2 separate regions of the Homo sapiens genome follow, and region 1 is linked to region 2. Evidence: chromatin loops called from intact Hi-C (ENCODE). Cell type or tissue: mammary epithelial cell. All regions are shown on one strand. Each heading gives the region's core, and the rest is flanking DNA. Links, peaks and the distances in the headings are about the cores only.

The links. A loop is a pair of places that touch in the nucleus more often than their neighbours do. Peaks named below come from ENCODE experiments on the same cell type or tissue, not always from the same donor. Only the 100,000 strongest peaks of a DNase experiment are listed, where the experiment ranks them.
Region 1: a loop joins it to region 2, with 11 times the contacts of the local background. A loop is called at or near these places in 2 of 110 quality-filtered maps.

The regions. Positions count from the first base shown.
Region 1 is chrX:19,221,994-19,233,027 of GRCh38, reverse strand. No RefSeq gene overlaps it. Among named protein-coding and RNA genes, the nearest start is that of ADGRG2, 110 kb to the right of the region's middle. In mammary epithelial cell, for the core only: a CTCF peak has its summit at 6,908; no DNase peak of the experiment used is centred there.
Region 2 is chrX:19,101,356-19,112,389 of GRCh38, reverse strand. All of the region lies in intron 1 of ADGRG2 (adhesion G protein-coupled receptor G2), which reads left to right. Among named protein-coding and RNA genes, the nearest start is that of ADGRG2, 16 kb to the left of the region's middle. RefSeq lists an enhancer at 4,768-5,397. In mammary epithelial cell, for the core only: no CTCF peak of the experiment used is centred there; a DNase peak (open chromatin) is centred at 5,909.

The DNA of each region.
Region 1 (11,034 bases), core at 1,922-9,921, 120 kb before region 2:
TCTTTAACAAGTGTTACACTTGGGTTGGGGGTGGGGTTCCCTTCCTTTTACAGCCTTTCACCAAGAGAACATTTAAGCTGGGTGGGCTTCAGCTGCAGGTAAACGGTTTTAATTTGCTTCCATATACTGTGATGTTTTCTGTGTATTTCCAGATAACCTGGCATCTGGTGAGCGTGTAGTTCTAATTCCTCCCTTTCTCTCTGGGAGGCATTAACCCCACCTATAAGAACATTTTTTGGGAATGCAGAGTCTTCTCTGAGATTAAAGGGAACACCAGTCACATGGCAAAATGTGCTACAGAAGTTAGGAAAGAGAAAAAGTACTGGAAATGTTATGTAGTTTTTCCAGAACTCTTAGAGGCCTTACTTGAAAAAGGAATATGCCTTGGCATTTCACACCATTTTTTAAAAAGGATGAGCAGAACACCCTGTAACTGCCCCCTCTCAAAAATGTAGCCTATGAACGTGCCCCTGGATTAATGATACCAAATAAGTGGGGATCAACATTTTTTTTTACTCAACAAATATTCATCACGTGCCTACTATGTACCAGATACTGGGGATATACATCAGTGAATAAAATCTCATGGAGCTTAAATCCTAGCAGAGGCCCTATATTAGTCTGCTAGGGCTGCCATAGCAAAATACCACAGACTGGGTGGCTTAAACAGCAGAAGCTTATTTTCTCACAGTTCTGGAGACTGGACGTCCAAGATCAAGATGTCACAGGGCTGGTTTCTCCTGAGGCCTCTCTCCTGGGCTTGCAGAGGCCCGTCTTCTCACCGTGCCCTCACAAGGCACATGCCCATTGCCTCTTCTTCTTATTAGGATCCCAGTCAAATTGGATTAGGGCCCACCCTAAAGACCTCATTTAGCCTTACTCACCTCTGTAAAGGCCCGGTCTGCAAGTACAGTCACATTCTGAGGTATTGGAGGTTAAGGCTTCAACATATCAATTTTAGTGTGGGACATAATTCAGTCCATAACAGGCCCCCATCTAAAAAGTCTCATAGCTACATGCTCGAAGTAGCACTTCTCAAACTGTAATGTACATATGATTGCCCAGGGGGCCTGATAAAATGCAGATGTTTTTGCTTAGGATTGTCTTGGCTATACGGACTCTTTTTTGGTTCCACATGAAATTTAAAGTAGTTTTTTCTAATACTGTGAAGAAAGTCAATGGTAGCTGGATGGGGATAGCATTGAATCTACAAATCACTTTGGGCAGTATGGCCATTTTCATGATATTCATTCTTCCTATCCATGGGCATGGAATGTTTTTCCATTTGTTTGTGTCCTCTCTTATTTCCTTGAGCAGTGGTTTGTAGTTCTCCTTGAAGAGGTTCTTCACATCCCTTGTAAGTTGTATTCCTAGGTATTTTATTCTCTTTGTAGCAATTGTGAATGGGAGTTCACTCATGATTTGGCTCTCTGTTTGTCTATTATTGGTGTATAGGAATGCTTGTGATTTTTGCACATTGATTTTGTATCCTGAGACTTTGCTGAAGTTGCTTATCAGCTTAAGGAGATTTTGGGCTGAGATGATGGGGTTTTCTAAATATACAATCACGTCATCTGCAAACAGAGACAATTTGACTTCCTCTCTTCCTATTTGAATACCCTTTATTTCTTTCTCTTGCCTAGTTGCCCTAGCCAGAACTTCCAATACTATGTTGAACAGGAGTGGTGAGAGAGGGCATCCTTGTCTTTTGGTGGTTTTCAAAGGGAATGCTTCCAGTTTTTGGCCATTCAGTATGATATTGGCTGTGGGTTTGTCATAAATAGCTCTTATTATTTTGAGATATGTTCCATCAATGCCTAGTTTATTGAGAGAACAAAGCTGGAGGCATCACGCTACCTGACTTCAAACTATGCTACAAGGCTACAGTAACCAAAACAGCATGGTATTGGCACCAAAACAGATATATAGACCAATGGAACAGAACAGAGGCCTCAGAAATAACGCCACACATCTACAACCATCTGATCTTTGATAAACCTGACAAAAACAAGCAATGGGGAAAGGATTCCCTATTTAATAAATGGTGCTGGGAAAACTGCCTAGCCATATGTAGAAAGCTGAAACTGGACCCCTTCCTTACACCTTATACAAAAATTAACTCAAGATGGATCAAAGACTTACATGTAATACCTAAAACCATAAAAACCCTAGGAGAAAACCTAGGCAATACCATTCAGGACATAGGCATGGACAAAGACTTCATGTCTAAAACACCAAAAGCAATGGCAACGAAAGCCAAAACAGACAAATGGGATCTAATTAAACTAAAGAGCTTCTGCATAGCAAAAGAAACTATCATCAGAGTGAACAGGCAACCTACAGAATAGGAGAAAATTTTTCCAATCTATCCATCTGACAAAGGGCTAATATTCAGAATCTACAAGGAACTTAAATTTACAAGAAAAAAAACAACCCCATCAAAAAGTGGGCAAAGGATATGAACAGATACTTCTCAAAAGAGGACATTTATGCGGCCAATAAACATATGAAAAAAAGCTCATCATCACTGGTCATTAGAGAAATGCAAATCAAAACCACAATGAGATGCCATCTCACACCAGTTAGAATGGCAATCATTAAAAAGTCAGGAAACAACAGGTGCTGGAGAGGATGTGGAGAAACAGAAATGCTTCTACACTATTGGTGGGAGTGTGAATTAGTTCAATCATTGTGGAAGACAGTGTGGCAATTCCTCAAGGATCTAGAACTAGAAATACCATTTGACCCAGCAATCCCATTACTAGGTATATACCCAAAGGATTATAAATCATTCTACTATAAAGACACAGGCACATGTATGTTTATTGAAGCACTATTCACAATAGCAAAGCTTGGAACCAACCCAAATGCCCATCAATGATACACTGGATAAAGAAAATGTGGCACATATACACCATGGAATACTATGCAGCCATAAAAAAGGATGAGTTCATGTTCTTTGCAGGGATATGGATGAAGCTGGAAACCATCGTTCTCAGCAAACTAACACAGGAACAGAAAACCAAACACCCCATGTTCTCACGCATAAGTGGGAGTCAAACAATGAGAACACATGGACACATCACACACTGGGGCCTGTCGATGGGGAGGGGCGCTGGGGGCTAGGGGAGGGATAGCATTAGGAGAAATACCCAATGTAGATGACGGGTTGATGGGTGCAGCAAACCACCATGGCATGTATATACGTATGTAACAAACCTGCACATTCTGCACATGTATCCCAGAACTTAAAGTATAATTTAAAAAAAATGCAGATGTTGATTCATAGATCAAGGATGGAGCCTGAGATTCTGCATTGCTAGCAAGCCGGGTAATGCTGACACTGCCCATCCATGAACCACAGTCTGAGCAGCAAGGCAAGCCTTCCTCTGCAATAGTAAGACTTTTTTTTTTTTCTTTTTTGGAAACGTTTCGTAAGTGGCCTGTCAACAGCTTTACGAGAATAAGGAGAAATTTTTCCTGCTAATTCATTATTCGGGATGATAACATACCAAGGGCTTTCCAGAAGGTCATCTCTGCAAGCTCAATGGATCACATCAACTCCTTGGGGATGTCAGTTTTCAGCAGTCAGCCCTTTTATTCCCAGATGCTGAGTAGGGGGTTGTCTCGAACCCCACCCTTTACGGGCACTAGTCCCCAGTTACAAGCAATAGCCAGGGGCTTAGGAGGAAGCTTTAGAGTCACCACTGGCTGGTGCCCCCAAGCCTGCTAAAGCTGGGAGATGCCCTGGAGGTCGTTGACAACAACTCACTTCCCAATGCCTTTTGAGAGAGAAAAGAACTGGAGGCAGACCTGTGAAGGGTCCAAGGTCACTCCGCCGGTGAGGGTAGGGCCGGGCCCAGGATCCGGGACCCCATTCCCTAAAGCAGTGGTTCTCAACTCTGGCTGCACATTAGAATCTCCTGGGGAGCTTTTCAAATGTTCACGTGTCCAGGCCCTGCTCTAGACCAATTAAATCACAATGTCTCCAAGATGGGCCCAGGCAGACTTTTTTTTTTTTTTTTTTCCAAAAAAGCCCCCACTGTGCGAGCCTAATATACCACTCTTTGAGAACTACTGTATCGTCCAAAAGCAATGAGTCTGGCACCTGAGCACGCATCACAATCACCTGGAAGTTCTGTTTAAACCACATATTGCGAGACCGCAACCTAAGTTTCTGAATCGCTAGGTCTGGGGTGTGGTCCAAGAATCTGCATGTCTAACAAGTGGAGTGATGCCGCTCCCACTGGTCTGTCCTTGAAGCTATCCCTGTGGCCCCTTCACAGGGTCCCAAAGGCAAAGCTTTGGTTGCTCCCACTTTTGGTACCCACCTCTCTGCCGGCTGTTCTTACTTCCTTTCTCCTGTAAGGCTAACTTAACCATCGCTTGTTGCAGATTTTCACCTGGCTTGATTTAATTAGAAAATACTGGGGTCTGAGTAGACCAGAGAAAACTTGCTTTTGTTCTAAGCTCCCTGTCCTTCTTTGGAGTGAAAGAAGAACTTTGCTTATTCTGAACACAGTGTGTCAATTTTAAGACTTTCTCCAACCACCCCCACCCCAACGCACACACATTTCTTTATGTTCTGTGTAGATGGTGTAAGCTCGATTCCAAACTGATGGACTAGGTTCTAAAATATACCAACCCCGAACACTTGGTCTCCTAGATGTTTGCCAAACCAAATACAAAGGCGTGGCTACCTCATCATTTTCCCCCATCTGTGGCACTTTCCAGATCCAATTAATGGCAGATTTGTGTGTGAGGAAGATTCCCCTGCTGCGATTTGAACTGAGAGCCTGAGAATTCCACTGCCAGAGCTTCAGGCCCTAGAGCTAAGGATGGAGATGTGGTTAGGGTAGAGGACTTTTTCCATCCTTGCTATGATGGCTCGGAGAACTGAAAGGGCATGCCCCATAGCAGAGGGTTGAAGGGGACCAGCAACCCTTCCAAAGAGGTGGGCTGTGCTAGAGAAATGCTCCCAAGCCTCGGGAAGGGCCATGGCAGTGGTGACTGGGCCATATGCCAGGGGATGAGCTTTATACCACCTTTGGTGCCATCTCAGAATCTCCAGCCCATGCCTTAGCAGCACGCATAGGCAGAAGGATGTGGTCTAGGCACTAGACCCCGGTTCAAACTCTCTCCCTGCCACTGACCCATTTGCAAACTTGAACATGTCCTTACTCTTCTCATCCTCAAAATGGGCATAATATTTACAGGTTCATTGTGAAAGTTCGCATATAGTATGTAAGTAGCACACAGTACAGTGCCTGGAACACAGCAGGCACCCAGTCAGTAGCAGTTTTTAGTTTTCACTATTTTATTACCTCAAAATCAAGCGTGGATTGAGACGGGGGTAGGTTCACCAGATTGGGAAAATGTCACTCTGATAGCTTTTTCCCATTATTCAGACAGTCTGAAGAACACATACAAATGCAGTGGAAAAAATAAAAAATGAAGCACCTGTCGACTTGGATTCTAGTTCCAGCAGACACGTAACCTTGGCAAATCAGTTCCTTCTGTTTTCTCATCTGTAAAAGGGAGGAACTGTGACCTGTCAGGCCCCTTTCACTCCAGTGTTACATACGTATCCGTGAGGCCATCAAAATGGCACAAAAGCTCATTGTTTAGAGTCCATTCCTTAAAGCACTTGCCAGACTTACTTGATAAGAATCACCTGGGATGCTTTTACACTTACAGGTTTCTAGGGTCTTTCCCTAGAGTGGCACTATCCAAAAAGCAACCACAGCCATACGTGCCCAGTAAGTACTGCAAGTGTGGCTAGTTCAAACTGAGATGTGCCATAAGTATAAATACACAAATAATTTAAAGACATCTCATTAATAAAAGTTTTGTATTGCTCATGTGTTGGAATGATAATGTTTTGGATATACAAAGAAAATATATTATCTTAATTGTAAATAATAAATATATCATTAAGATTAACACAATCAATTAAAATCAAATCTATTGGAATCTATTTAAATAAAATCTAATATTAAGGCTGGGCACAGTGGCTCATGCCTGTAGTCTCGGCACTTTGGAAGCCAAGGCAAGAAGACTGCTTGAGCCCAGGAGTTTGAGACCAGCCTGGGCAACATAGTGAGACCTCGTCTTTACAAAAATTTAAAAAATTAGCCTGATGTGGTGGCGCACGCCTGTAGTCCCAGCTACTTGGGAGGCTGAGCTGGGAGGATCGCTTGAGCCCAGGAGGTCAAGGCTGCAGTGAGCCGTGATCACACTACTGCCCTCCAGCTTGGGTGACAGAGCAAGCCCCTGCCTCAAAAAAAAAAATATATATATATATATATATATATACACAATTAAAATTAAATAAATATGTTATTTAAATAATATCGAATATTAAAATGAATATCACCTATTTCTCTTTTTTATAAACGTGATGACTAGAACATTTAAAATCACATATGTGGCTTGTATGATATTTCTATTGGCTAACGCTGCCCCAGACGTAAGAATTCAGTATTTATGCTAAAGTTGACAGAATCTATAATTTGACACTTGTCCCAGGTGATACTTGAGCTCACCTCCACCTGGAAAACAATCTTTTAATGAAGCAAAACAAATCTCACAGCTTTTGGTAAACCTCACAACCTTCATTGAGAACTCATAGGCCTCAGATGGATGAAGACATTCTTTTGGAATAGGTTCAATCTGCTTAGGCCTCCCTTTTCTCCACTTTGCTGTTAAGAACCCTGCCAGTGACTTGGTCCTGGCATGGGAATGATTATACATATTTCTTTAAAATGGAGGGAGTCAGGCTGAAAGGGTTCGAGAAAGTAGGCTTTGTACTGTCGTCTGTGGTCTTGGTGTTCCTGCCGCCTCTCGCCACTGTAGCAGCTTTCAAGCCAACAAGACATTGTCTTTGGGTGATATCTGGTTAAAGCTAGGTGGCAGCAGCAGCATAAGATGACAAGGCAAGAAGCCAGTTTCAGGAGATAGAAAAGAATGTCTCACATCCCCAGACTTCACCCACTTTGCTCTTGTCTGCACTGAGTAAGCGCATGGAAGTCTGGCCCCTGAGCAGGTGAATTCGAGAAGCAGAAGTCATGCAACGCTGGAGCCTTACATGGAGGGCTTGGTAGGAAACTCCACTTCACTTCCAGGTGAAGCACGGTGGGGTCTGCCCACACCCACGGCATCCACAGTTCTTGGCCACTCCCGGATGAGCCAGTCCCCTGATTCAGCGCAGTGCAATCTTGCTCTCAGCTACATTAGGCCCCCGGCTCGTTGTGGAGGGATCTGAGGGGTAATGTCGTGTCCCCTCCCCGCCTGATGCATGCCTTGTGCAGAGGTGAAGGACAATAACTCTCTGTCAAGCCTCCACTTCACTCTTTGCTTGTGGGGACTTTGTTCCGGGAGGATGTATTCATCAAGGTCTCACTATCCTAATTTTGTTGCATTTGATTTCCTGTGAATTTTTAAAACTGTGGCCACTTGAACTCTCCCGCACCCCCTAAAACAGGGCTGCAGGCAAAATAAAGATATTTCCAAATACAGCAAGTCCTCACTTCACACTGTCAATAGGTTCTTAGAAACTGCAACTTTAGGCCGGGCACAGTGGCTCACGCCTGTAATCCCAGCACTTTGGGAGGCCGAGACGGGTGGATCATGAGGTCAGGAGTTCGAGACAAGCCTGGCCAATATAATGAAACCCCGTCTCTACTAAAAATACAAAAATTAGCCAGGTATGGTGATGCACACCTGTAGTCCCAGCTACTCGGGAGGCTGAGGCAGAAGAATTGCTTGAACCTGGGAGGTGGAGTTTGCAGTGAGCCGAGATCGCCCCACTGCACTCCAGCCTGGGTGACAGAGCGAGACTCTGTCTCAAAAAACAAAAGCAAAACAACAACAACAACAAAAAAACTGCAACTTTAAGTGAAATGACATGTAATGAAACCAATTTTCTTTTCTCATCAATCATCAATGTTATAACAAAATGACATTGAACAAAACAACATTATTCAAGGACCTGCTGTATGTCATTTTGATTAAAGTCTCTGTTTCCAAGAACCTCCCAATGACATTAAGTGAGGACTTACTATACTGAGAATTTGGCACCAACAGACTTCCTCATAAAAGAACTTGTACAGAATGTACTGTGGACAGAAAAGGTGTGATCTCAGATGGAAGGTTCAAGATGTAAAAAGAGAAAATGAGCAAATAAAGTAGTAAATATGTGCGTAATCTAAAACATTGAGTTCAAAAGCAAAAAGATCTTAGGGTTAAAAAAATAGAACAATGACATCCAATAGCAGTAGTAAGTAAGTCAGGCAGATGGTGATTAAAGTTGAAATTCTCTAAAGTTCTTGTGTTTTTAACAGGTAGAGGTCTTAATTTAAATATTGATGTTACTATTTGCATATCAAAATTTATAGGATGACTGCTAAAGCAATAGAAGTTGTACTAGAAGAGGCTAATGCTTTAAAAAAGAGATTCAAAAATATAAAATGGCGGAAACACAATGGAAATGTATTTCTTACTCCTGTGACAGTACTGGGCAGGTGAAAAGGTCTTTGGAGTGGTTCTTCCTCCACATAAATTTGTTTTCTGGGAGATTTGTTTCTCCACAGAGATTTCTTTTTCCATTGCTGTATATCACACTGTCTTCATTACTATAGGTTTCAAATAGTTATTGATAATGGGAAAATGAGTTCCTCCTCTTAGTTTTCTTTTATTAGGTGTATCTTGACTATTCCTGCTTCTCTAATCCTCAACAAATATTTTAGTCAGCTTTTCAAGTTTTACAAAAAATACCTTTTGAGGTTTTCGTTGGAACTGTATCAAACTATATATCAACATGTTCATAGTATTGAATTTACTCTTTCATAAACATGCTATTTCTTCTCAATTATTTAGACTTTCCATGCTTATTTACAATGCAGAATTTTTTACTTTCTCATCAAAATTCTGACATATCTTTTGTCATGTTTATTTTATGGTATGCTATACTTTTAGAAGCTATAATTGTTTTACGTTCTCTGTTGATTGTTATTGTATATAAATGCAATTGCTGGCCAGGCACAGTGGCTCACACCTGTAATCCCAGCACTTTGGGAGGCAGAGGCAGGCAGATCACTTGAGATCAGGAGTTCAAAACCAGCCTGGCCAACATGGTGAAACCCCGTCTTACTAAAAATACAAAAAAAAAAAATTAGTGGGGCGTGATGGCACATGCCTGTAGTCCCAGCTACTTGGGAGGCTGAGGCAGGAGAACTGCCTGAACCCAGGAGGTGAAGGTTTCAGTGGGCCGAGATCACGCCACTGCACTCCACCTGGGTGCCAGAGTGAGACTCCATCTCAATAAATGAATGAATAAATAAATAAATGCAATTGCTTTTTGTAGGTTGATTTTTTTTTTGCTACAGCAAAACTACTAAATTCTCTTATTAATTCTAGTTTTTTTTTTTTAGCTTTCTATGCATACCATAATGTCGTCTGTGACCAATACATTTTTGTTTCTTTTTAATCCTTATACCTTTTGTTTCTCTCTCTTTTCTTACTGTACTGGTTAGAATATGCAGTCCTGTGTTGAAAAGAAGTGGCTCAGCCTGGACAATATAGCAAGACCCCATCTCTACACAAAATTTAAAAATTAGCCAAGTGGCGGCACACACCTGCAGTCCCAGCCACTCGGGAGGCTGAGGTGAGAGGATCACTTGAGCCGGAAGGCCAAGGCTGCAGTGAGCTGTGATTGCACCACTGCACTCGAGCCTGGGCCACAGAGTGAGACCCTGTCTCAAAACAAAAAAGAAAAGAAGTGGTTATAGCTGCCACTTTTTGTTGTTCCTGATTTTAAGGGGGGAATACATTTAATGTTTCAATATTAATTATGATATTTGCTGTATAGTTTTGTAGATACTCTATATCCAGCAAAGGAAATTTCCTTCTTAACTTGCTAAGAATTTTTATAATTAATGGATAATGTCCTCAAAAAATGTTTTTCTGCATCTATAGAAATTACCATGTGCCCTTTCTTATTTATTTTGGTACTATGAAGAATTGTATTAATTGATTTTCTAATCAATTAAACCCTAAACTGCTGAGGAAAAGTCATCGTGGTCATTTTTGTCATTTTTGTATATTGCTAGATTTTGTCTAGGATTTTTGCATCTACATATTTCTGAGAAAACTAGGCTTGTAATTTTCCTTTGCCATGTTCTCTCATATCCTCTCTGTCAAGTTTTAGTATCGAGGTTATGCTAACCTCAAAATGAGTTGGCAAGTGTTCCCTCTATTTCTATAATCTAGAATACTTTGTATGTGATTAGAATTGTTAGTTCCTTTATTATTTAGTAGAATTCATTTGTAAAATAAGGAGCTAAGTATCCAACTTCAGTAGTGAGAAAAGAACAGGATAACCCGAAGAAGGTAAAAGGAAGAAATTATAAATATAATAACCAAAATAAGGAAATGAAAAACAGAATGTTTTTCTGTTGACAAAGGAATGTTGACAAAGCCAAAATTTAGTTCTTAAAAAATCCAAAATAGGCAAACATATAACAAGATTAATTCAAAGAAAGAAAAGTGACAAGAATGAACCATATTAAGAATGTAACCATAGATCAGTAGTTAAAAATATAAACAACTGATTCAGGGGATCATGGTGGATGGGAGGCAGGACTAGATTGCAGCTCCAGATAGAGCAGCGTGTGGAGGCTTGCACTGTGAATTTTAGCTCCAGATTGACTGCAAGAACGAAGCAGCAGTTCTGTGGGTCCCCGGAGGACCCACAGACCCTTTGAATGAAGTGAACTGCTCCTGCAGGACCCGGGAGACCCCCCAAAACTATGAGTGCCCCAACTGCGGAAGTGGGAAAGGGAGACCCTCCTCTGCCGAACACACCCCCGCACTGGAGAAGCAGAAGGTCTGTTTGTGGGAGAAGTTTCCTACTTTACCTGGGGCTGAGTCAAGTTAGAGAGCGGAGCGAAATACAAGGGTAGAGGAAGCAGCAGAATAGCCCTGGGAGCTCGCTGGGTCCCCAGGCAGCCCATTCCTGCCTGGTACCACAGGAAT
Region 2 (11,034 bases), core at 2,032-10,031:
TCAAAATTTCCCTCTAGGGCCAGGTGTGGTGGCTCACGCCTGTAATCCCAGTACTTTGGGAGGCTTACTTGGAGGATCAGTTGAGCCCAGGAGTTCCAGACCAGCCTGGGCAACATAGTAAGACCCCGTCTCTACAAAGAAAATTAAAAAATTAGCCAGGCATGGTGGTATGTGCCAGTGGCCCCAGCTACTTGGGAGGCTGAGGTATTAGGATCACTTGAACCCAGGAGATCGAGGTTGCAATGAACCATTATCGGACCACTGCACTCCAGCCTGGGTGACAGAGCAAGACCCTGTCTGAAAATAATAATAATAATAATAATAATTCCCTTTAGATTTAGCATCCAGTGATGATTTTTGTATGATCTATTCTTTAATATGGTTGAAAATAATAATTTTCGACTCTAGTATTCCCTCCACATTTGGTCCAGAGCCCTTCCTTCTCCCCTATTTATTGATTGATTCATCTATTTATTTTTGGTATCAAATAATTCATATTTTCAAAATAGGTCTGCAATTCATTACTATACTTAATTATTTTAGTGCACAAATTGTAAAGGACTTAATTATGCATTGTTTCCTTCTCTCTTTTCTGCCTAATGAACTCCTCTCTCCCTGTTCTAGATCATTCCCATCAGCTTACAATCCTGCTCTAATGTCTAATATCTTCATCAATTCCATATTCTCCTCCACTCATTCCCCACCCCCATTTCTAGTCACTCCTTCTCAGAAGATCTTCTTAAAAGGATGCTCATATTTTATCACACCACATTGTCAGTCCTCAGTATATCCACATTGGCAAATACAGCCATCACTTCTTTACTTACCATGTTTTACTTGGCGGCAGCATTTGACAGTCATTCCCTCCTTCTTTGACCACTTTCTTGTTGTGGCCTCCAGTATCCTACGCTCTCTTGGTTTTCCTATCTTTCTGGTAGCTCATTCTAAGTCTCCTCATCCTCTCTTCTACCTATGAAGGTTGATGTCCCTCCAAGGCACTGGGAACTGTTCTTCTCTTTCTACCTACTCTCCTGGGATGAGCCCATTCATTCCTATGGCTTTCCATTCCATCTAGATGCCAGTATCTCCAGTTGTGACCTTTCCTACACTTAAGACTTAATAATTTGCATGAATCTCTAAGAGGCATCTCAAACTCAATATTTTCCAAAGCAAAATCCTGATTCCCTGTCACCCTCATGCAAAACCTGATTCTCTCCCTGTGAAATCCATCTCAGTCCATGACATCACCATTCACTCCATCGTTCAGGCTCCACACCTACTAGTTTCATGCCCCACATCCAACCCATCAACAAATCTTGTCAATTTGGCTTCTAAACCGTATCCCAAGTCTTCCCACTTCTCTCTACTCCTACTATTCCACTATACTTCCATCCTTCTCCGTCTCTTTCTTGGATGATTGTAGTGGCCTCCTAGAATCCAATATCCACATGGCAGCTAGAGTATCTTCTTAAAAGCATTAGTTGGATTGTGTCATTCCCTACTGGACTATGGAAGTCTGCCATGTTCTAGTCCCTGCCCCTCTTCTATCTCTCTTGCTGACTGTGCTTCTTTATTGATTCTTCCAGCACATTAACCTCATTTTAGTCTTTTATACTAACTGTTCTGCCTGGAATGTTCTTTCTGTCCTCTACTTTATCTTCTGTTTTTTTGTTTTTTTTTTTTGTTTGTTTTTTGTTTTTTTTTGAGATAGAGTCTCTCCCTGTCACCTAGGTTGGAGTGCAGTGGCGCAATCTTGGCTCACTGCGACCCCTGTCTCCCGGGTTCAAGTGATTCTTGTGCCTCAGCCTCCTGAGTAGCTGGGATTATAGGTGCATGCAACCACACCCGGCTAATTTTTGTATTTTTAGTAGAGAAGATGGGGTTTTGCCATGTTGGCCAGGCTGGTCTCAAACTCCTGGCCTCAAGGGATCCACCCGCCTCAGCCTCCCAAAGTGCTGGGATTACAGGCATGAGCCACCGCGCCTGGTCCCTCCTTTATCTTCTTATTGCTGGTTCCTCATCATTCAGATCTCAGTTTAAATATCTCCTCTTTGATGACCTGATCCAAAATAGCCACCAGGTTACCTTCTATATCATCTCACCTTACTCTAATTCTCAATGCTGTATTTATTATCTGTTAATTTCCTTGTTGATTTGTACATTTATTGTTCTCTTCTCCTCCTTCCACCCTCCTCACACTAGAATGTGAGCAGGGTCCACATCTTTACCCCCAGTGCCTAGAATAGTATTTGGCATGTAGTATTCAATTTTGGTGTTTAATAAATATTTGATGAATAAATGATACATTTAATCCTTCATGCATGATTCTCAGCACATGGAAGATACTCACTAAATGTCCTCTTGTTGTCTTTCCCCAAGAGTACATTCTTGTGTCTGGGGCTAGTCTAGAAGTTTCCAGTGAAGACAATCATCTGATAAAGAGATTCATATTTCTGTGTTAGGATCCTGATTATTAGGGTTTCTAGACAAAGGGGAATTACATTTTACCAAGAAAAAAACAGTGATAGAATTCCAGGGATCATTAGTGTCACATTTTTCAGTGTGGGACTTTCCTGGCCCTCCTAACTACAAGACTGGTTCTCAGATTCCACAAAATCGACATGTTTTATCTTGGGATTCTGTCGTGTAAATTTTTGAAACACTTCATTTGGGAGGATCACGTGGATTTTTAGGTGGGAAGAAGGGGATAGCAAAGGAAGTGGCATTCTTCTCTGCCTTTGTTAATAGTATCATTTCCTGTGCCCATTTCAACGTTAGCTCTGGTATAACACAAGTGATAAGCCGTGTGTGTTATTGAAATCTGAGAAAAGGGCACCAAAAAATGTTTAGTACTTTGTACTGGTCTAAAATTCATGACTTGAATATGTGGGGAGAGAGTGAGGAAGATTGGGAAGATGTATACTGAAGTGGTTTCCCTTTGAGGTATTATTTGAAGATTGGTGTGATTTTTGGGAAAGCTCTTGTAGTGGATTTTAAAGCTTCCAGGAAAAAATCTGTACCAATGAACACGACTAATGATTTTGTCAGCAGATGATTCGCTTTTTGACAGAAATATACCACATGTTTTTGGGGTATTTGGAGAAACCATCACCCTTGACCCAGTAGGATTTTTTTTTAAACTGGGCCAAATGCTTATTGTATTCACAGTTCATACATGAGTCAAGAGCTGGGCGCCATTACTCAGCTTGTGATATTGATCACCTGTTCATCACGATTCATCATTTCAAGCAGCCATCCTTATGAAAGCAGGCAAGTGTGTCAAGTAGTATTTCATGGACATATTTAGAGCGTTCTTCTTCTTCCTTCTTCTTTCTTCTTCTTCTTCTTTTTTGAGATGGGGTCTCCCTATATTGCCCAGGCTGGTCTTGAACTCCTGGGCTCAAGTGATCCTTCTGCCTCAGCCTGAGTGTTACTCTCTTTGACTTATCCATAAAAGTGGATCCAATGTGTCTACATATATTTTTTAAATTAAACTTTTATTGAAGTACAAATTATACACATTACAAATGTACAGCTCAATGAATTTTCACAAACTGTGCATATCCCTGTCACCAGCCCCCAGATCAAGAATCCCACACAAGCAGCCTTTAGAAGCCCTCCTCTTGCCTCCTTTCACTCACTGCCCCCCAAGGGTGACTACTGTTCTCCCTCAAATGCCACATATTGTGCCTGTTCTTAAATTTCCTATATGTGGTACCAGACAGGCTACCTGACTTCTGCTCAGTATTGTTTGTGAATTTCCTCCATATCGTTGCATGTGGTTATAGTTGGGTGATTGTCACTGCCGAATAATATTCCGTTGCATGATTACCATGGTTTATCCTTTCTACTGCTGATGGCCTTTGTTTGGTTTCCAGCAGTTTTGGCTTTTATGAGTGGTGCTGTGGGTGATTCTCTTGCCTATCTTGTAGTGAACATATATGTGCATTACTACCAGGTAAATACCTAAAAGAATGCTTTAAATAGATTATTAATAGTTTTTATGGTTACTGTCAATTATTTTCTCCTCTGAATGCAATTAGGATTAGTAGCCACCTTTGGACATAACTCACACATCTGTATCCATAGACAATGATGAGACTTTCTTTCTGTAACTTTTTTTTTTTCTTGAACTCCTCAAGCAACCTGCCCGCCTCAGCTTCCTAAACTGCTGGGATTACAGGCATGAGCCACCGCACCTGGCTTTCTGTAACTTTTTTTATTAAGTTCTAGCATTAGTTGTTTTTACACTTTAATTTTCTTTTTTCTTTTTTTTTTTTTTTTTGAGACGGAGTCTCACTGTCACCCAGGCTGGAGTGCTGGAGTGCAGTGGCGCGATCTCGGCTCACTGCAACCTTGTGTCACCTCCCGGAGCGATTCTCCTACCTCAGCCTCCTGAGTAGCTGGGACTACAGGTGCGTGCCACCACACCTGGCTAATTTTTTGTATTTTTAGTAGAGACTGGGTTTCACCGTGTTAGCCAGGATGGTCTCGATCTCCTGACTTTGTGATCCGCCCGCCTCAGCCTCCCAAAGTGCTGGGATTACAGACGTGAGCCACCGCGCCCAGCCTATACTTTAATTTTTTTCTAATAATTGGTTTCTATGCTGATTTTTTCCTTTACCAACTACCTATATCATATCATCATTTTAAAATATCTTAAGAATTTTAGCTTGCTTTTTCTTTTCCTGCCTGCCCCCACCATCCCCACCCCCAGCTGTATTTCTTTTGAAATGAAAAAAAAAAAAAAAACAAAAAACAAAACTCCTGGAACTGCTGAATGTGTTTTGCAGATATAGAGGTAAAGGTTTACCACCCGAATAGCTTTAGAATGGTACAGGCTTATTCAGCACTGATTCCTAGTCTTGCCAAGGAAAAGTAAAAAGGACAAAGAAAGGAAGAAAGAAGGAGGGTTAAAAAACTAAATTATGCTTTATTTTGTGGTGTATTGGTTGACAGTAGTATTTTTCTCTGTCTCCTCTCAGCTAATCTGGTCATTTGACCAACTGGATAGAGCAAATATTGTCTGAAATGAAGCAAATACATTCCATTTGATTTTGGTGGGAGACAAATTTTTAGGCAGGGAAAACGATTAGCAGATAGTGTCATGCACAGCAGTGCCTTTCAAATGCCAACATGCAAAACGATTGCCTGGGGATCTTGTTAAAATGCATATGCGGATTCAGCAGGTTTGGGACTGGCCAGAGATTTCTGCATTGCAGCTCCTAGGTGAGGTGATGCTGCTGTTGGGGCGGGGGAGCTGCACTTTGAGTAGCGAAGCTTTAGAACATAGCTGCCTCCATGTTCCTGGGGATTATATGGAGCATTTGCCCGTTGCCCACTGATGGATGATAAACAGCTCTCCCAAGTACCCCTCTGGGCTTGTCCTCTCAGCACTGCCGGCAGAACCAGGTTGTGTGTAGCCTGCATTAAAGCAGCAGACAAAGCCCAGGGCTCTTCTTTTTTTTTTGAGACAGAGTCTCACTCTGTCACCCAGGCTGGAGTGCAGTGGCATGATCTCGGCTCACTGCAACCTCCACCTCCCGGGTTCAAGTGATTCTCATGCCTCAGCCTCCCGAGTAGCTGGGATTGTAGGTGCCCGCCACCACCGCCCAGCTAATTTTTGTATTTTTAGTAGAGACGGGGTTTCACCATGTTGCCCAGGCTGGTCTCGAACTCCTGGCCTCAAGCGATCTGCCCACCTCGGCCTCCCAAAGTGCTGGGATTACAGGCGTGAGCCACTGCACCCAGCCGCAGTGCTCTTTTTTTAACCTGGAATAGCAACTTCTTTCAAATCTCCCTCACCTGGACTCTCCTCAAATATCTCATAACACCTGAAGAAAAACCACTAACCTCAAACACACGCCAAACCGAAACACACACACACACACACACAAACACACACTATCCCAGATACTGACATGGAGAAAGGAGTGGGGTGGGGCAGGCATTAAGCCACTCTTTTTTCTCCTGGCTTCACTATCGCACACTTCCTCATTCATTCCAGAGCAACTAGGTGTCTGTTTCAACATCCCTGGCCCCACCATTATAGTACACACCAGTCACCTTCCAGCCACGAGCTGCACATTTCTCTGTGGGGGCCCTCTTTACACATCCATGCTGCAGGTTGGAAGTGCCAGGGAATTAACAGCTCCCACCCCACCCCAGGAGCAGCCTTCAACCAATGCCTGATGCAAGTCAGTGGATCCATACCCTCAAGTGGGATAATTCAGACCGGTGTTCTACACTGGCTCCCAGAATTCCCCAGAAGGACTAAACTCCCATTGCCCCCAGTGGTGACTGGCTTGATAACGCCATCTATTGGCTGCCTTCCTGCCCCAACTCACGTGTCCATTCTATCTGTGTTTCCTGGGGTCACAGCCCAGATAAACTACTTATCTCGAATATGTGCCAAAGAGTTACCTTCTTCTTCTTCTTCTTTTTTTTTTTTTTTTTTTTTTTGAGACAGAGTCTCGCTCTGTCGCTTAGACTGGAGTGCAGTGGTGCGATCTTGGCTCACTGCAACCTCCGCCTCCCAGGTTCAAGTGATTCTCCCAACCCAGTAGCTGGAATTACAGGTGCACGCCACCATGCTAATTTTTGTATTTTTAGTAGAGACGGGGTATTTCAGCTAATTTTTGTATTTAAAAAAATTTTTTTTATTATACTTTAAGTTCTGGGGTACATGTGCAGAACGTGCAGGTTTGTTACATAGGTATACACGTGCCGTGGTGGTTTGCTGCACCCATCAACTCATCACCTACATTAGGTATTTCTTCTAGTGCTTTTCCTCCCCTAGCCGCCCATCCCCCTACAGGCCCCCGTGTGTGATGTTCCCCTCCCTGTGTCCATGTGTTCTCATTGTTCAACTCCCACTTATGAGTGAGAACATGTGGTGTTTGGTTTTCTGTTCTTGTGTTAGTTTGCTGAGAATGATGGTTTCCAGCTTCATCCATGTCCCTGCAAAGGCCTATTTAACATGGCCTAAATAGCAACTAATTATAGTTGGATGATTGTCACTGCCAAATAATATTCCACTGCATGACTACCATGGTTTATCCTTTCTACTGCTGATGGCCTTGTGTATAATTTGTACTACAATAAAAGTTTAATTTAAAAAATATACATAGACACATTGGATCCACTTTCATGGATGAGTCAAAGAGAATAACACTCAGGCTGAGGCAGAAGGATTGCTTGAGCCCAGGAGTTCAAGACCAGCCTAGGCAATATGGGAAGACTCCATCTCGAAGAAGCAGCAGCAGCAGAAAAAGAAAGAAGGAAGAAGAAATACAAAACACATAATTTTTGTATTTTTAGTAGAGACGGGGTTTCACTATGTTGGCCAGGCTGGTCTCGAACTCCTGGCCTCAAGCAATCTGCCTACTTCGGCCTCCTAATGTGCTGGGATTACAGGCATGAGCCACCACGCCCAGCCTTGGAGTTACTTTTTTTTTTTTTTTTTTTTTTTTTGAGACAGAGTCTCGCTCTATCACCTAGACGAGAGTGCAGTGGTGTGATCTTGGCTCACTGCAACCTCCACCTCTCGGGTTCAAGCGATTCTGCTCCCTCAGCCTCCCAAGTAGCTGGGACTACAGGCACCCGCCACCACCCCCAGCTAATTTTTGTATTTTTAGTAGAGACGGGGTTTCACCATGTTGACCAGGCTGGTCTTCAACTCCTGGCCTCACTCAAGTGATCCACCCACCTTGGTCTCCCAAAATGTTGGGATTACAGGCATGAGCCACCACACCCAGCAGAGTTACCTTCTGAAGGAACCCAACTAAGGCAAAACTGGTCAACAGTCAGGAATTCCTTTTGTTAATTTTAATAAAATCCTATTATAAAAAAAGGGGGAGCCCCATGGGGTTTCTTCTGAGGGGCATCTCACCAGTATCTAGATATTTTGTCTGCGTGACACCAAACAGTCAGATGGCTGGAAATAAGCCTGATAATGGAGAGAATGCTTCTCTGTTCCCGGGCTGTTTTGGGATCTGGTCAACAGAGTTGATTTTCTGGACACCCCAGTCAAGCTAGTTCAGGTCTTTTTGACCTGTACCCAGAGGGTGTATCTCTGAGTTCTGCCTCAGAAGCTTGATCACATCCCGGGGGCTCCTACAAACCACATCCTGGCTGCAGCCAACTCCCTTCCACAGGCCTCCCTCACTGAGTTTCTCTGTGGTGGGTTCTCTGCATAGCCTCTTGGGATGAGGAGTCCTTCTCAGACCTTTACAGAACAGAGCCCCTGACACTCAGTTTCAAGGGCCTACCTACATCCGTTTCCGAAGCTTTGCATCGATGGTCACTGCTCCTCTTAGCCATGTCCTCAGCTTTCTCCTCCTCCTGCCTTCTTCCCCAGACTGAAGTGGATCTGAACCTTGGCACAATCTATGCCTCTTAGTGCATTTTAGGGGATTTTAGGGCTGCCTGGGCCCCTCTATATGTTCAGACGTGTGATAGGACCCAGCCTTTTCCCCTCAAGACCTTGTATTTGAAATTCCCCATTCTATGGTTTGTCTCATCTTTGGAACCCACAGCAGGCAGAGATGTTTGGGAGGGTGGCCTCACTGGGCACACTGTCCTGGATGTCTCACAGTTTTGCATACCTCTGCCAGGCTGTGCTGCCCCCAGGCCAGACTCCTGTTTCTCTGTTTGGGCATCTTGGGGGTCCTAATTAGACACTTAGTCCTTTGGATTTGGTATTTTGAGAGTACACGTGGTATCAACAGGGCTAGCTTTAATGTTAAAACATCTATTAAAACAATAAGGGTGGATGGCTAGGTGACTGCTACTGTTACTAAAAGAGGTCCCGATCCAGACCCCAAAAGAGGGTTCTTGGACCTCATACAAGAAAGAATTAGGAGCAAGTCCATAGAGTAAAGTGAAATCAAGTTTATTAAGAAAGTAAAGGAATAAAGAATGTTTGCTCCGTAGGCAGAGCAGTGGCATGGGCTGCTCGACTGAGAATACTTAGAGTTATTTCTTGATTATATGCTAAACAAGAGGTGGATTATTCGTGAGTTTTCTGGGATGGGGCAGGGAATTCCCGGAACTGAGAGTTCCTCCCCTTTTTACACTGTAAAGGGTAACTTCCTGATGTTGCCATGGCATTTGTAAACCGTCATGGCGCTGGTGGGAGTGTTTTTAGCATGCTAATGCATTATAATTAGCGTATAATGAGCAGTGAGGACAACCAGAGGTCATTTTTGTCGTCATCTTGGTTTTTGGTGCATTTTGGCTGGCCTCTTTACCGCATCCTGTTTTATCAGCAGGGTCTTTGTGACCTGTATCTTGTGCCGACCTCCTGTCTCATCCTGTGACTAAGAATGCCTAACCTCCTGTGAATGCAGCCCAACAGGTCTCAGCCTTATTTTACCCAGTCCCTATTCAAGATGGAGTCACTCTGGCTCAAATGCCTCTGACACTACCCTGTAACTTTCTTAGTCAACTTGGGCTGCCAGAACAAAATACCATAGATTGAGTGGTCTAAACAACAGAAATTTATTTCTCTTAATTCTGGAGGCCGAGAAGTCCAAGATCAAGATGCTGGCATGGTCAGGTTCTGGTGAGTTCCCTCTTCTGGGTTTATAGACAGCTGCCTTCTCACTGTGTCCTCAGTTGGCAGAGAGAGGTGGGGGAAGCGGGGAGGGAGAGGGAGAGGGAGAGACAGGTTACCCTGGGGGTTAGGGCTTCAAAATATGAATTTGGCAGGAGGGACACACAAGTCCACAGCAATAACTGTGCATGACTCCACCCCCATCTCCCCACCCCCACCAGTATCTCATCTGTTGATCTGGCTGAAATCTGAAATTCCACAATTAGAGATTCATTTCCTTGGTTTAAAGTGTTATAATTTAAATGAGCACAGAACCTGGTCGATGGGCCTCCATGCGAGGCCTTCTCCTGAGAGCCAGTGAAAAAGTATGAGGTCACTGGGCACCTACAAGTTGGGAATGGCCCCCACCTAGAAGACACAAAGAGTACTAAAGAGGAAATTGATTTTCTTCAAGTGAGGTGGGCTTGTTAACTTTGCCAAGGCCTGTCCTAGTCCTCAGAGTTATGTTCATATCAGTTCCTGCAAAATACCCCTTAAAATAAGAGAAATGAGTCCTTCATCTTGCTTTTTTGCATCTATGAGTGATGTGAAAGACATTGCCTTTTAAAGAGGGAGTCCAGGCCGGGCGTGGTGGCTCACACCTGTAATCCCAGCACTTTGGTCTTGAACTCCTGGGCTCAAGTGATCTGCCTGCCTTGGCCTCCCAAAGTGCTGGGATTACAGGTGTGAGCCACCACACCCGGCAATATTTTCACCGCAATACTTCATCTTCCTCCCCTACTAACATCCAAATGGTACCTGAAGTAAAGCGAGCCACTTCTTATGGCTTGTTATTGCTGGGAACAGCTGCTTGTGGATAATTAGCTCAGGCAATCAGAACACTGGGTCAGGAAATCAGGCACGTGGGTCTGACTCCTGTATGGCCTTTGCTCTTGGGGACCTGTTGAGGGTGGGTCACTGCTGGTTCAGTATGTGCTGCATGTGGAATTCCATCCCCTTTGAACCTGTACCATTAATGGGGTAACAGCTGGAGGTGCTTAACTTTGGCCCTGCATCAGTTTTCAAAAGTGCATAAAGGTAAGCACTATCCTGAAACTGTTGTTTATCTTTCTCATACATTTCTTTTTTTTTTTGAGATTGCGTCTCACTCTATGGCCCAGGCTGGAGTGCAGTAGCTCCATCCCAGCTCACTGCAGCCTTGGCCTCCTAGGCTCAAATGATCCTCCCATCTCAGCCTCCCAAGTAGCTGAGACTACAGGTGCACACCACTAGGGTCGGCTAATTTTTGTATTTTTTGTAGAGAAAGAGTTTCACCATGTTGCCCAGACTGGTCTCGAACTCCTAGACTCAAGTGATTCGCCCACCTCGGCCTCCCAAAGTGCTGGGATTACAGGCGTGAGCCACCGTGCCTGGCTATCCTTCTAATACATTTCTTTATATTTTCCTACATAGGAATATGTCCTTAAGCAAGAGAGAAT